Regions from separate parts of the Homo sapiens genome. Here region 1 is linked to region 2. A link is an interaction called in ENCODE POLR2A ChIA-PET data of the cell type or tissue named here. Cell type or tissue: B cell. All regions are shown on one strand.

Region 1 (8,000 bases), 180 kb after region 2:
GGGGCTACTGCAATTCTTCCCTCTGGCACTGCACTAGCTGAGGACATGCCACAAAGCAGCACACATGGATCCATAATGGAGAATCCAGAACAATTACAGTCCCCAAAACACACAAAATAAAAACACAACTGCACAGTCACTGGTGTTTTTTCTTTTCTTTAAAAGCATTCATGAATATCCCCACTGCCTTATCTGCCTACTATGTCAAAAACAGGAGAGAAGGCCATGGCCAGAATCATGGAACATCCAATAAAGGCAGTCACTTGTTATTCTGACAAGTCATTTGTTTTCAGTTCATCTGTCGCATCTGTCAAGAAAAACACAGACTGTCTTCTAAAAGTCCGTTTTTAACTATTTTATTTTTTTTCAATGACAAATTCCACTTGTACCATAGAAGCCATATTCTGCATGTTGGAGAGGCCCCTTTGTGGTCCCTCATCCCTGGGTTCTTCCTGGGCATCCTATGGCCTCCCCTCTGGTGACAGGCAGCACCCCGAAGACTTAATTTTGATTCTTAAAAAGGGACAGATCCCTCCTTCCACCCTTGTCCAGGTACTTCCAGAGGGTGGGTCCCCTTCTCATGGGAACATACTACCCCCACTCACCAGACCACAGTGATGAGTCCAGCCCAGACTGTGGGCCATGAAAGCCTAAGCTCCCAAAACAAACAAGATGCCAGGGACACTGCAGCCATCTCAGAGGACACCGAAAGACATTTTAAAGCCAAGGGAAGCACAGCAGAACATCAGCTGCTGGACACCAAGGGAGCCACAGCTCGAGGGGGTTCGTGCTCCAACAGCAGATGGAGCTACACCCTTCCCGATGACGTCACATCCTAATAAAGCCCTGTTTGCAGTGGCTGCTGTGATAAAAAAGCAAGCTCTGCATGAAATCAACATGGAACAGGAAACAAGGGGTGGGGTGGGACGGAGTCCAATCTGATTCTGAAGTTTGAGAAGCTGTACAACCCATTAGTAATTGTGGCTATTTAAAAATAAAATACAGTTTCCTTCAATTTATGGGTATTTATTTTCTTTTTTTTTTTTTTGGAGGCAGAGTTTCACTTGTTGCCCAGGCTGGAATGCAATAGCGCGATCTCAGCTCACTGCAACCTCCACCTCTCAGGTTCAATCAATTCTCCTGTCTCAGCCTCCCAAGTAGCCAGGATTAGAGGCATGCACCACAAAGCCCGGCTAATTTTTATATTATTAGTAGAGACAGGGTTTCACAATGTTGGCCAGGCTGGTCTCGAATTCCTGACCTCAAGTGATCCACCCGCCTGAGCCTCCGAAAGTGCTGGGCTTACAGGCGTGAGCCACCACGCCCCGACGGGGATTAGTTTTCAAATGGCTACCCTAACTTCCTAGGACATAAATAGTTAAACTGTTTAGATGGAAAGATTCAACAAAGGGCTGGGCGTGGTGGCTCATGTGAGCCTGTAATCCCAGCACTTTGAGAGCAGCCTGGGCAACAGAGGGAGATCCTGTCTCTTCAAACAAACAAAAAAATTCAATAAAGGGAATGTGAACTATGTATCGTGGCCTAAAGGCATTTGGAGACATAAAGGTGCCATGAATCTGCCCTCAGGGATGAGACGCCAACGGAGACTGATTGGCAGGAGTGGGGGAGGAAAGAAAATGTAAAGAAAGGGGGAGCAGGGTAAACTAAAGGAGAGAAAAGGGGAGAGGAAGGAGAAGTGGGGTGGGGGAGAGGGGTGGGAAAGAAGAGGGAGGCAGGCCGGGCGCGGTGGCTCACGCCTGTAATCCCAGCACTTTGGGAGGCCGAGAGGCGGGCAAATCAGGAGGTCAGGAGATCGAGATCGACCATCCTTGCCAACACGGTAAACCCCTGTTCTCTACTAAAAATACAAAAAAGGTGTAAGGAAGGGATCCATTTTCAGTTTTTGTTGTGGGGTGGGGGGAGAGGGGACGGAAAGCATTAGGAGATATACTTAATGTAAATGTAAATGACCAGTTAATAGGTACAGCACACCAACATGGCACATGTATACATATGTAACAAACCTGCACGTTGTGCACATGTACCCTAGAACTTAAAGTATAATAAAAAAAAAGTAAACAAAGAAGAAGTAAAAAATAGCAACCATAAAAAGGAATGAAAGCATGTCCTTTGCAGCAACATGGATGCAGCTGGAAGCCATTATCCTAAGTGAATTAACACAGCAACAAAAAACTGAATACCACATGTTCTCATTTATAAGTGGGAGCTAAACATCAGGGACTTGTGGACATAAAGATGGCAAAAATAGACAATGGGGACTATTAGACAGGGGCATGATAGAGGGTGGCAAGAGTTGGAAAACTGACTGTTGGGTACTATGCTTAGTACCTGGGTGATGGGATTACTCATACCCAAACTTGAGCATCATGCAATATAACCAGGAAATAAACCTGCACATGCAACCCTGAATCTAAAATAAAAGTTGAAAAAATTAGTCAAAAAATAAATAAATAAAAACAAACAAACAAAAAAAAATTAGCCAGTCGTGGTGGTGGGCGCCTGTAGTCCCAGCTACCTGGGAGGCTGAGGCAGGAGAACGGTGTCAACCTTGGAGGCGGAGCTTGCAGCGAGCCGAGATCACGCCACTGCACTCCAGCCTGGGCAACAGAGCAAGACTCCATCTCCAACAAAAAAAAAAAAAAAGAGGGAGGAAGAGTCCCCACAAACCAGCCTGTGGGCAACAGAGCAAGACTCTGTCTCAAAAAAAAAGAGGGAGGAAGAGTCCCCACAAACCGACCAGACTGCAGCTCAGCTCTAAATCCACCCCAAAAGCCTCACCTACTGCTCTGCCCCTCCACTTTGCAGTAAGCTGTAACACACTACACGCTCATCAAAAATGGGAACTGACACTTTGGGAGGCCGAGCCGGACAGATCGCTTGAGGTCAGGAGTTCGAGACCCGCCTGACCAACATGGCTAAACTCCATGTCTACTAAAAATACAAAAATTAGCTGGGCATGGTGGCACGAGCCTGTAGTCCCAGCTACTTGGGAGGCTGAGACAAGAGAATCCCTTGAACCCGGGAGGCAGAGGTTGCAGTAAGCCGAGATGCTGCCACTTGCACTCCAGCCTGGGCGACAGAGCGAGACTCTGTCTCACAAAAAAAAAAAAAAAAAAGGGAACTGACTTCCCAATCTTTGTGTCTCAGAACAAAACCCAGCACAGCTGCGCACAGTGGCTCATGCCCATAATCCCAATATTGTGGGAGGCTAAGGCAGGGAGACTGTTAGAAGCCAGGACTTGGAGCCCAGTCTGGGCAACATAAAGAGTCCTCATCTCCACACACACAAAAAAATTTTTTAAAAATTAACTGGACATGGTGGTGCACATCTGTAGCTGAGGCAGGAGGATCACTGAGCCTCAGAGGTCAAGGCTACAGCAAGTTATGATCCCACCGCTGCACTCCAGCCTGAGTGACAGAGCAAGACCCTGTGTACTGTCTCAAAAATAATAATAATAATAATAATAAAAACCCAGCAGGAACTCAGTAACTGCTTATTGAAAGGCATCCCTCAAGGGAAGCAGGATTGGCAAGCAGCCTTGAGAACAGACACATCTCAGAGATTTTATATCCTCAGGGGGTTGGGGGTTGGTGGTGGGGGAGAAGTGATGGAGGGGCAAGAGAGGATGTAAGGAAGACACAGGTCAGAGCTGGAAGCAACCCTGAAGGAGGCTTCAATCTGTGGCTAAAACAGAGCTGGTGCTGAGGCTCCAGTTAGAGCTCAAACTGGACCCTTCAAGCAACACAGACAGCACTGGAAGCATTCACCAGAGAAGCCCCAGGACACATCTCTGGGGTATTCAGCTCAAAATGCAAAACCTGAATCCCCCCATGAGGCAGCCACCAGACCCAAAGTGAGGGATGTCCTACAGGATAACTGGCCTGTACTCTTTAAACCTCAAGGGAGGCCGGGCGCAGTGGCTCACGCCTGTAATCCCAGCTACTCGGGAGGCTGAGGCAAGAGAATCACTTGAGCCCCGGGGGTCGGAGGTTGCAGTGAGCTGAGATCGCACCACTGCACGCCAGCCTGGGCGACAGAGTGAGACTCCATCTCAAAAAAAAAGCCTGGTGTGGTGGCGCACACCTGTAATCCCAGCTACTTGGGAGGCTAAGGCAGGACAATCACTTGAACCAAGGAGATGAAAGTTGCAGTGAGCCAAGATTGCGCCACTGCACTCCGCCTGGGTAACAGAGTAAAACCTTGTCAAATAAATAAATAACTAAGTAAAGTGTATATGTTAGCAGAGCAACGTGGCAGTCCCATGTACCATGAATTGGAGGATGAAGAGCCACTAAGTAACTCCTGGGACCTCCTCTTCGGAGGCTTGTCAGGTAAATTAGGAGATGATTACAACAGTCTGAGTGAGAAGTCCACCCATTAACTTCTCCCCACACTGAGTGAGACAATCAGTTTCCTAAGTCTATTACCCGGTAGTGTAAAGTACTTCATTTTTATTAATTTTTTTTTTTTTGAGACAGGGTCTCGTTCAGTTGCCCAGGCTGGAGCGGCACAATTACGGCTCACTGCAGACTTGACCTCCTGGGCTCAAGCAATCCTCCCACCTCAGCATCCCGAGTAGCTGGGACTACAAGCCGTGCTCTGATGCCCCCGATTTTTGTAATTTTTGTAGAGACAGGGTTTCCCCCATGTTGCCTAGGCTGGTCTCCAGCTCCTGGGCTCAAGCAATCGGCTGCCTTGACCTCCCAAAGTGTTGGGACTACAGGCACAATCCACTACACCTGGCCAGTACTTTATTTGTACAGAAGCAGAACAAATACACCCAGCAGAAAGGTAAGGAAGCTGAGGAGGGCTCCCCGGTAAGGTATTACACGTAGGCATCACACCTTGGAGACTCTTAGAAAACACCACGGAGGAGGCAAGGTGGCTGAATTTGAACTGCAGTGGTGCTGAAGTCCACACAAATAACTGCCATACACACACAAGAGGGAAAACCAAACCTCATTCAGCCCCACGCCAGGCCACATCCCTCTACCTAAGAGCACAGTGCTAGACCCAGGCTGAATGTGTCTGACCCTCAGCACTGTGGACACTGGGGTCATCCCGGGTGGTGCAGGGTGCTGAACAGCATCACTGGCGTCTGTTCATCAGATGAACACAATCCTTGGTCACTGCCCCTCTTCAGCCATCAGTCTACAAATGGGCTGTAGAGGTTTTCCAACCAAACAAATGAGTAACAGAGGCTCAGATGGGCAAGTTGTGAGGTGGTGCTGGCTAGAAATGGAAGCAGTGAGGGCCACAGAGAAACAAAGAAAAGAAAGTATGTGACAACACCCAATCATGTAAGTTATGCAATTTATAGCCAACCTGAGTAATATGTGAGATAATTTGACTGATTTTAGAGCCTCATCTCCCACAGAAACCTGACCAATTCAGAAAAGCACTGCCGTCCCTTGCCCACTGTGGCTGCTGCCACTGGAGGGGTTTGGGAGTGGGGCAAACACACCCCAGACATTGCAAAGCGTCAACAAAGCCCTTTACTGAAACGTCTACTTAGGAGACCTAACTGCCTTTCTATGGCTAAACCTAGTGTTCAGGCTCCACCACCTTCTACATGCTGCTACTCTGTTAACTATAAAAGAACACAAAAAACAAAAACCCACAGGACTCACTCTTCATCCACAAATAGCTCATTTTGAGATCTTCTCCTTCCAAGGTTCTTTTAGTGAGCAAACACCCAAATTTCAGATATCACACACAGTAAGATTTCAAAGGAGATTTAAGTTGGAAAAATTCAGAAAACCTACCTATGCTTAAGCACTGAATCCCCACTCTCAGTGTAGTATATGGCAGCACATAATTGATAACATTTTTTTAAAGAATAGGACAGAACAATGTTTCTGTGGGAGGTGGTGTTGCACAGTGACTGAAAACAAGAGGGTCTGGGCCAGGCACACTGGCTCACGCCTGTAATCCTAAAATTTTGGAAGGCCAAGGCGGGTGGATCCAGTTTGGGCAACATAGTTGGACCCTGTCTCTACAAAACAAAAAAACAAAATTTAAAAAATTTGCCAGGAGTGGTGGCTCACACCTGTAATCCCAGCACTTTGGGAGGCTGAGGCAGGTGGATCACGAGGTCAGGAGTTCAAGATCAGCCTGGCCAAGATGATGAAACCCTGTCTCTACTAAATATACAAAAAAATTAGCCAGGCGTGGTGGCAGGCACCTGTAATCCCAGCTATTCAGGAGGCTGAGGCAGAGAGTTGCTTGGGAGGCGGAGGTTGCAGTGTGCCAAGATCGTGCCACTGCACTCCAGCCTGGGTGACAAGAGCAAGACTCTCTCAAAAAAAAAAAAAAAAAAAAAAGAAGAAAACCCCACGAAAAAACTATTCTTAGCTTCTGGGCCACAGAAAGAGATGGCTGTAGCGTGGCAACTTCTGGCTCATAGCATAGGGCCTAGTACACAGTAGGTAGTTAAAACGGCCGCAATGATACTGGTTTCTCCCACTATCATCACAAGTTATTCCCTCCGGCCGACCCATCCTGCCGATTACCACCTGGCCTGTAGGTTAACTTCATGTAGCCAATTCTGTGCCATGAGGAGCATGTTCCACCTAACAGAAACCTGACATTCCTGCACCCCAGGAAGTACATTTTTGGGTCTTTAAATCAAACTATATAATCTTGCCTAAGAACTCTGAAAAACCCAGTATACGAAAGACTTTTTCCACTAGTTTGTACTCTGAGTAAAATTCTTCGTTCTGCAATTTATAACTAAGAGGTTATATTTTAGTTGCTCATCTCCCAACACCTTTTACTCACTGCATCTTAGAGTGCTCACTTACAGCTGCTGATGCACATCTCCTCTTTCACAAAACGTAAAGGTTTCATCAGCTACAATTAGCTTAACCAATTACATTTTACTTGGCCTTTGGTTTTGCCTGATTGCCTTGTACAGAGTTATGAAGAGTATTGCTATCTAACATCTGTTATAAAAACTACCAGGCCAGGCCAGGCGTGGTGGCTCATGCCTGTAATCCCAGCACTTTGGGAGGCTGAGGCGGGCAGATCACAAGGTCAGGAGATCGAGACCATCCTGGCTAACATGGTGAAACCTCATCTCTACTAAAAATACAAAAAATTAGCCAGGCGTGGTGGCGGGCACCTGAAGTCCCAGCAACTCGGGAGGCTGAGGCAGGAGAATGGCATGAACCCGGGAGGCAGAGGTGGCAGTGAGCAGAGATCACGCCACAGAACTCCAGCCTGGGTGACAGAGTGAGACTCCATCTCAAAAAACAAAAAAAAAACAAAAAAAAACCAAAAAAAAAAAACAGGCAACACATTGTGGCTCATGCCTGTAATCCCAGCACTCTGAGAGGCCGAGGAGGGCGGATCACAAGGTCAGGAGATCGAGACCATCCTGGCTAACACGGTGAAACCCCATCTCTACTAAAAATACAAAACATTGGCCAGGTGTGGTGGCGGGCACCTGTAGTCCCAGCTACTCAGGAGGCTGAGGCAGGAGAATCGCTTGAACCCGGGAAGCAGAGGTCGCAGTGAGCCAAGATTGTGCCACCGCACTCCAACCTGGGCAACAGAGTGAGACTCCATCTCAAAAAGAACTACCGGATTACAGTTATGTTATGTTCACAATACCAGCATCCAAAAATATCCAGTGACAGGATACAGCAAGAAACATGACTACAAGGTCTATGAAACAGGAGACTACAGTACCTAAAAAGGCAGATTTAAACAAATTCCTGTAATGTGCTCATTTCAGTCATGCTAACTTGAGAAAGCTTTTAAAACTTTTAAATGTAAATAATCCACTTTCACATTTCTTCCAAAATGAAAAATAACTCCTTTTTTCTGTCACTGACTTTGGCGAATTTTCCAAAAAATAAAGAGAAAACAGTTTTGTTTTTTGGTTGTTGTTTTTTGAGACCACGCCTGGCCTTGAAAACAGTATTTATTTATTTTTTTTTTTTTTGAGTTTCACTCTTGTTGCCCAGGCTGGAGT
Region 2 (8,000 bases):
CCTGTTCTGCCACTGAAATAATTCCAGAACATCCAAGTCTGGCTAGTACGTGAATTGGAGAAAAAGTTCACTGGTAAGTATGTCGTCTATTGCTTAGAGGAAAATTCTGCCTAAACCAACTCAAAAAAGGTGTACAAAAAATAAGCAAAAGCGTCCCAGGATCCACGCTCCGACAGCTGCGCACGTCGCAATCCTCGAGGACTCGGTCTTCCCAGGTGAAATTGTGGGCAGGAGAATCGGCGTGAAATGGACACAGCAGCTCACAAGGGTTCATTCGGACAAAGCCCAGCAGAATAACGTGGAACGCAAGGTCCAAACTTTTTCTGGTATCGATAAGCTCACAGCCAAGGCTGTTAATTCTGAATCCCCAGAGTTCCAAGTTTCAATTGTTAAGAAAAATGACTAACGTATATTCACAGTGAAAAAACAAAAAGACACACAAAATACAAAAATTAGCTGGGCATGGTGGCACATGCCTGAGGTCCCAGCTACCCAACAGGCTGAGGTGGGAGGATTGCCTAAGCCTGGGAGGCCGAGGTTGCAGTGAGTCGTGACCTCGCCACTGCACTGCAGCCTGGGCGACAGAGCAAGACCCTGTCTCAAAAACATAAAAAAAACAAAAAAAAAAAAACAAAAAAAAACCAGAGTTGACTTTTAGGCTTTGATTTTGTTATAATCACCTAAACGTGTGTGCGGGTCTCAAGTGCATGTGGGGCAAGCCCAACCCCATCCTGGACCCTCGGCCTCCTCCCGTCCCCAAAGGCAGACAGACACTTCCCTCGGCCTTAAGATCTTGTAGTTTCTTAAATAAGCGAACACGTGTGCACCCCCCGACTCCGTTCAAGACGCCGCGCTCTGTGGGCGCCTCTGCTCCTCGCTGGTTTTCATGCAGCCACACTGGGTACGCGACATGGGGCTGACATGTCGCTGGAAATCGCCTGTGAGTCATTAAGAGGTGGGAGAGGCAGGAGCCTGGGTTGCAGCTGAGGTCAGGGGCTGGGGCCCAGGACAGGCCTGTGGTGGCGGGTGCTGGAGAGGCTGTGGGGTGCTGGCACAGGAGGGCCCACGGACCAGGAGCCACGGCCGCCTGTGTGGTGCTGGCCGAAGGCGGCCCCCACCCGTCCTCTTCGGATCAGTGATTGGCACCTGCAGTAATCTTGCTTGCCAGGAATCTGCCCAGCCCCCACCTGTCTCCCCACCCAGTTAGGGCCACAGACACAACCCTGCCCTGACCTCCGCATGCCAGTGTGAGAATACCTGGCAGACGCCAGGCTCCAAGACACCCCCGCACATGTGACCGTGAGAGAAGTGAAGGCACTGCCAGTGTGGGCACCACTCTGAGTGGTCCTCGCGGCAGAGCCCCATGGCAGGCAGCAGAGACGGGCACCACGGATGGAGGCCTGGGATGGTGGGGCGCAGGCGGAGGGGCGGGGCCCGGGGGCCTCACCTGTGTACTCCCCCAGAATCATCCGAGACATGATCACCGTGAAGATGGGGGCGGAGCTCTTCACCGTCTCAGCAAACGAAACCGCCACATTTTTCAGGCTGACCAAACCCAAAACCACAGTTGCAAACCTAAAAATGAGCCAAAAGCACCATCACCTTAGAACGAGTCTGTCTGCCTGCACCCACCGGGCAGGCTCTCCAAGGGGCTCGCTCGCTCGGTTGGCACGTCGGCCCCTCTCCGCCCACCTCCTCATCACCAACATGGTGCCTGGACCCGCTTCTGTGACGCTTTAGGTCGAGCCCCCAGGAAACGGCACTGCGTCCAATGGGAAGTGACTTCTGCCACCCCTTGAAAACGTCCCAGAGACAAGGAGGCACCCTGTCCTGAGACCACCAGCCCGGAAAGAAGCTGACTGAACACACGTGGCAGTGAGAGCCACGAAGCCACATTCATTTGGTGTCCTGAAATCTGGACAGCCCTGGTGCTTTTATAAAGTCTGCACTGAAAACTCACCAGCCAGCAGAGTCCCCGCTCTAGTAACGAGAGGGACTTTACATTTAAAGAAAAAGAGACACTCAACCAAAACCAGGAGATTCTTTACCTCATCAGACCCACAAACAGCATCGTCATAAGGAAGTTGGGTGGGTAGGAAAGCCGGGCCTTGTGCTGATACAAACAGCAAGGAACGAGGGTTTTCACACACCCGATAACCGTGGTGGACAGCATCTGCACCGCACCTGCGGGAGGGAGGGGGCCGAAGACAAGAGGGAGAATCACCCCTCCCATGCCTGCAGTGGGCTCCACCCCCGGCCTCCCATCCTGACCTGGGCTCCCCCGGCCCTCCCGGGTGGTTGCTGGCTGCTCCCTGTGGGGTGGCAGGTGGCCGGCTTCCACCCTGCCCGAGCCGCCGCCTACCTAGCATGCTGGGCTCGCCTCCCAGCAGGGACAGGATGTACTTGTTGAGGAAGAGCGTGCAGAAGCTGAAGAAGAACCACAGCGTGAGGTAGAGCAGCGCCCGCGAGCTCCACACACCCAAGTCTGACTCGATGACCGTGGTCTCCGTGATGGTGACGGTCAGTACGTTCTCATCTGTGCCGCCGTCGCTCTTGGCAAAAACAATCTTCTCACTTCGGTGACCAAACAGAGAGCCCCAGCTGAGAGGCGACCTGCCTTTCGGCTTCTCTTCGGAGCCAGGAACCAGCTCTTCCAGTGCTGGGGTTTTCACCGAGGACGACATGCTGAAGCCACAGCCACGAACGATTTTACCTCCAGGCTGGGCAGCATGGGTCACCGTGACCGCCCGGGGGTGGGGCCGCAGCAGGGACTCCGGGCGCCAGGAACGAGGCCACCAGGGCCTCTCCCAGGCAAAGCGCAGAAGCAGACGCTAAAATATTAAGAAAAGGAAACACATCACCCGTTTTGAACATTTAATGTCCTCAAAGGTTTCAACCACCAATTTAAAATCACTTTGAAAATGCAATTGGGCCGGGCACGGTGGCTCACACCTGTAATCCCAGCACTTTGGGAGGCCGAGGCAGGTGGATCACCTTAGGTCAGGAGTTCGAGACCACCCTGGCCAACATGACGAAACCCCGTCTCTACTAAAAATATAAAAACTAGCAGGGCATGGTGGCCGGCGCCTGTAATCCCAGCTACTCGGGAGGCTGAGGCAGAAGAATTGCTTGAACCCAGGAGACGGAGGTTGCAGTGAGCCGACATGATACCACTGCACTCCAGCCTCAGTGACAGAGTGAGACTCTGTCTCAAGAAAAGAAAAAAAGAAAATGCAATCGTTCACTGTCCAAAGATTTTTAGCAATTGAATCCCGTTTTTCTCTGCGCGTGTTGGCGGATCCTTGCTCTTGAGAGACGGTCTCCTGGCACACTTGACTGTCGTCCTGGCAGACCTGGGGCTGTGGGTCCTTCACGCCCTGCCTGGCAGCTGCACCTTCTCGATGGGCTTTGTGGCTGCCGCTGTCGGGTGCCCAGGACTAATTCCATGCTACTTTCTTTTTCCTTTTTTTTTTTTTTTTTGAGACGGAGTATTGCTCTGTCGCCCAGGCTGAAGTGCAGAGGCGTGATCTGGGCTCACTGCAAGCTCCGCCTCCCGGGTTCTCGCCATTCTCCTGCCTCAGGCTCCCGAGTAGCTGGGACGACAGGCGTCCGCCACCACGTCCGGCTAATTTTTTGTAATTTTTTTTTTTTTAGTAGAGACGGGTTTTCACCGTGTTAGCCAGGATGGTCTCGATCTCCTGACCTCGTGAACCGCCCACCTCGGCCTCCTAAAGTTCCATGCTACTTTCTAGACAGACTCCGTGGTATAAAACCACACTTACACCCGCTTCACGCTCAGGCGACTGTGGCTTCGGGGCGAGACACCCCCTCCCTTCCCACGAGCTCCAGGAAGGTCAGAACAGCCGTTTCCTCCTGAGGTCCAGTGGGAATCATCCCCCCAGCTGGGGCTTTGCACAGACGCCACTGTGACTCCGCAGCACCGAGACCCCACCTCCCCCAGGTCTCAATCCCAGCGCTCAGGCAGCCCGATTTCCTGTTTCTCACACCTGGGTTTCTCTTCCTGCTTCGGGGGAGGCTGTGCATCTGAAGGGGCGCCCATCCTGTCTCACCAAGGCGCTCTGGGAGCGTGTGGTGCCGGCCGTGCTGCCCGACCCAGTACCCCTCCTCGTCTCACTTCTCCCCCGGGAAACTGGGGTTCCCACCTCATTCGTGACCTCCTTCTGTGTTTATGTTTATGCACTTGCGTGCGTGCCATATGTATACATAAATATTCTGTGTTCACACTGAGGGACGCACGCCACCCCCTCCCCCATGAAGACCTCGCCTGGGTGCTCAGGCCGGCCTCTCCCCCAGCTCACCTGCCCAGCAGTGCTCAGAGGTGCCTGAAACTTGGCCTCCCCATACCCGGGAACAGGCGCTTCTGCCCTCTCCCCAGTGGCGGCAATGCCAGGGCCTCTGCAGCCTTCCTCTCTCTCCTCCCCTCCCCCTGCTGTGTGTGTCTGTGCACCCAGGTCTCCCCGTCTGCCCATCACACCGCCAGCTCAGTGCCACCCAGACGCTCCCAGGCCACCCATGTGTGCCCTGACCCCTCGGTGCACCAGGACAGCTGCCTCCAAGGGCACCCCAGGCCTCAGTGAGGAGAAGGCCGACCCCTCCACCAGTTCCCACAGCCTCGGAATAACAAAGGACTCATCCACTCCTCGGGCCACTGACAGTGCCAGATCTCCACAAAGACACCATTCCCTTCTTCCTGTTCAGCAGCACAGTCCCACTGCTTAGCCTGGGGTGACAACAAGCTGGGAGCTAAACCTCCATGGGCTGCAGCCTCCCTGGAGCTAGGACTGGCTGGGCCCTGAGCCAGGGAGCTAGGAGACTTTGTGCCAGTTTCCCGGACTGATGGGCCCTGGCTGGGGGTGGAGCAGCTACCTGGCTTTCCTGAGGTGAAAATCCAACAACAAAGGGTGCGGCAGAGCAAAAGGACAGAGCACTCGCGACAGGGCTCCGCAAGGCAGGGGTGGAGCTCATGGCAGGCGTGGATCTCACTCCCCACCTCACTAGGCCTCACGGCCCTTGACCTCTCCCTCCCACCTCGAAGGCTGCCCCCTGGCTGGGGACGCTGTCACAGCACCCGCTACACAGGCTCTGCCACCACCAGCGAGTTTCTAAAACCAAATTCATTTACATGGCAAGGAGGCCACGCTCAAGAAACCCCTCCAGGAGCAAGGAACAGCACGTGGGCTCGGGCGTGTGCAGACGACGCCAGTCACGTCCCACCTGACGTCGAGGCAAACCTGGAATTCAAAAGGCAAGCATCTCCCTCTTGCCAGAACAGTCTGTCCACTTAGCTTCCCTCTGAGAAACTCACAGCATCCCAGGCAAAACTGCTCCCCGCAATGAGGACCCCCATTCCCCTTCTCTGCTGACACTGTGCTCCAAGAAGCCTGTGGGACCCACACAAGCAGCCCAGTCCCCACCCTAATGTTTGCTCACAATTAGTGGAAACAAAAAAACAGAAATCACACTTCACTGACGCTGCCGTTCTCTGTACATCAAGAACTTAAGGTTCTGGGCCAGGCGCCGTGGCTCACACCTGGAATCCCAGCACTTTGGGAGGCCAAGGTGGGCGGATCACCTGAGCTCAGGAGTTCATGACCAGCCTGGCAAACACAGCAAAACCCCGTCTCTACTAAAAGTACAAAAAAAAAATCAGCCGGGTGTGGTGGCTGGCACCTGTAATCCCAGCTACTCGGGAGGCTGAGGCAGGAGAATCACTTGAACCTGGAAGGCAGAGCTTGCAGTGAGCTGAGATCGCGCCATTGCACCCCAGCCTGAGCAACAGAGCGAGACTCCCGTCAAAAAAAAAAAAAAAAAAAATGCTGGGCGCGATGGCTCACACCTGTAATCCCAGCACTTTGGGAGGCCGAGGAGGGTGGATCATGAGGTCAGGAGTTCAAGACCAGCCTGACCAACGTGGAGAAACCCCGTCTCTACTAAAAATACAAAATTAGCCGGGCGTAGTGGATGCCTGTAATCCCAGCTACTCAGGAGGCTGAGGCAGGAGAATCGCTTGAACCCGGGAGGCGGAGGTTGCGGTGAGCCGAGATCACACCGTTGTACTCCAGCCTGGGCAACAAGAGTGAAACTCCGTCTCAAAAAAAAAAAATTTTTTTTTAATGTAGCCGGGCATGGTGGTGCATGTCTGTAGTCCTAACTACTTAGGAGGCTGGGGTGGGAGGATTGCTTGAACAAGAGAGGTCAAGGCTGCAGTGAGCCGTGATTGTGCCACTGAACTCCAGCCTGGGCAACAGAGCAAGACCCTGACTCTAAAAATTAAAAAAAAGTTAAAAAAAATTAAAAGAGCTTAAACAAGAAGCCGACTGCAAACAAAGGCCTCTCCATGCAGCTGCGCTGGGACGCGGGTTCTCTGTCCGATCACTGCACAGCAGCCCACTGGACAAATGGACCCATTCTGGCAAGAAGCACTTGGGACGGGCTACTAGGAGCATCCTCGTCTGTGTCTACGTGCAGGAGTGGAACTGCCCAGCCCTGGGACACGCATGCTGAGCCCCAGCCAACGTCACACCGACCTGTGCTCCCACAGCCCTGCCCCGGCTCTGTGTGGGTGACTGTCCCGTCCCTGCAGTTGAGCCCACGTGGTCCCGGGGTCTCCATTCCCCTCCCAATCTGCAGGACTTCACTACCATGAACCGTCCTCACCCCCAGCATCCCTGTCCCCACAGCTCCAAGGCCGCAGGAGGAGGCGATATCTAATCTTCCCCCCACGTAAACACCTGTCCCTGCGTAAATGCCTGAGGCTGGCTGCTTATTCTTTTTTTTTTTTTTTTAGATGGAATCTCGATCTGTCGCCCAGGCTGGAGTTTAGTGGCATAATCTCGGCTCACTGCAACCTCCACCTCCCAGGTTCAAGGGATTCTCCTGCCTCAGCCTCCCGAGTAACTGGGATTACAGGCGCCTGCCACCACGCCCAGCCGCTTCTTATTCAAACACTGGGAGCTCCACGTCAGACCAGTGAAGTCAGAGAATCCTGAAGTCCAAGTTCTCAGCTCCTCAGCCAACTCAAGGGCAGCCAGGCAGGAGCCACCCCTGCAGAGGCACCCACGGTTCGTTCCTGTCACTGACTGTTCCCAGGCTGGAAATTCCTGACGGTACAAATGCAAACAGATTCCGGCCTGAAACTGTCTAGTGAGACCTTTCTTTCCTTTTCCTTTTCTTTTTTTCGAGATAGAGTCTCGCTCTGTCAGCCAGACTGGAGTGCAATGGCATGATCTTGGCTCACTGCAAGCTCTGCCTCCTGGGTTCACACCATTCTCCTGCCTCAGCCTCTGAAGTAGCTGGGACTACAGGCGCCCGCCACCACGCCTGGCTAATTTTGTTTTTTTTTGTATTTTTTTAGTAGAGACAGGGTTTCACCATGTTACCCAGGATGGTCTCGATCTCCTGACCTCGTGATCCACCCACCTAGGCCTCCCAAAGTGCTGGGACTACAGGCGTGAGCCACCGCGCCCGGCCTCTTTTCTTTTCTTTTTTGAGAGGGACTCTTACTCTGTCGCCCAGGCTAGAGTGCAGTGGCACAATCTCAGCTCACCGTAGCCCCCACTTCTTGGATTCAAGGGATTCGCATGCCTCAGCCTCTCGGGCAGCTGGAATTATAGGCATGCGCCACCAAGCCTGGCTAATTTTTGTACTTTTAGAAGAGATAGGATTTAGGCCGGGCGTGGTGGCTCACGCCTGTAATCCCAGCACTTTGGGAGGCTGAGGCAGAGGGATCCCGAGGTCAGGAGATGGAGACTATCCTGACTAACACTGTGAAATTCTGTCTCTACTAAAAATACAAAAAATTAGCCAGGCGTGGTGGCGGGCGCCTGTAGTCCCAGCTACTCAGGAGGCTGAGGCAGGAGAACGGTGTGAACCCGGGAGGTGGAGCTTGCAGCGAGCCGAGATCGCGCCACTGCACTCACTCCAGCCTGGGCGACAGAGCAACACTCTGTCTCAAAAAAAAAAAAAAAAAAAAAAAAAAA

The links. ChIA-PET counts read pairs that join two places held together with the same protein. Peaks named below come from ENCODE experiments on the same cell type or tissue, not always from the same donor. Only the 100,000 strongest peaks of a DNase experiment are listed, where the experiment ranks them.
Region 1: POLR2A ChIA-PET joins it to region 2 with 6 read pairs; 2 of 35 experiments call an interaction of 5 or more read pairs at or near these places.

What each region holds. Positions count from the first base shown.
Region 1 is chr1:1,857,992-1,865,991 of GRCh38, forward strand. All of the region lies in intron 1 of GNB1 (G protein subunit beta 1), which reads right to left. Among named protein-coding and RNA genes, the nearest start is that of GNB1, 29 kb to the right of the region's middle. RefSeq lists enhancers at 5,277-5,326, 5,387-5,436, 5,457-5,516. In B cell, no CTCF peak of the experiment used is centred here; DNase peaks (open chromatin) are centred at 810, 2,830, 3,140, 6,870 and 1 weaker place; H3K4me3 peaks cover 1,250 bases; H3K27ac peaks cover 7,281 bases.
Region 2 is chr1:1,674,016-1,682,015 of GRCh38, forward strand. It overlaps SLC35E2B (solute carrier family 35 member E2B), which reads right to left. Exons shown (of 10, transcript NM_001290264.2): 3 at 2,363-2,831; 4 at 2,049-2,184; 5 at 1,448-1,575. The coding sequence starts at 2,684. It also overlaps the pseudogene LOC100288379. Among named protein-coding and RNA genes, the nearest start is that of SLC35E2B, 15 kb to the right of the region's middle. RefSeq lists an enhancer at 3,990-4,039 and a silencer at 6,295-6,589. In B cell, CTCF peaks have their summits at 5,074 and 5,283; DNase peaks (open chromatin) are centred at 3,976 and 4,986; H3K4me3 peaks cover 1,324 bases; H3K27ac peaks cover 2,218 bases.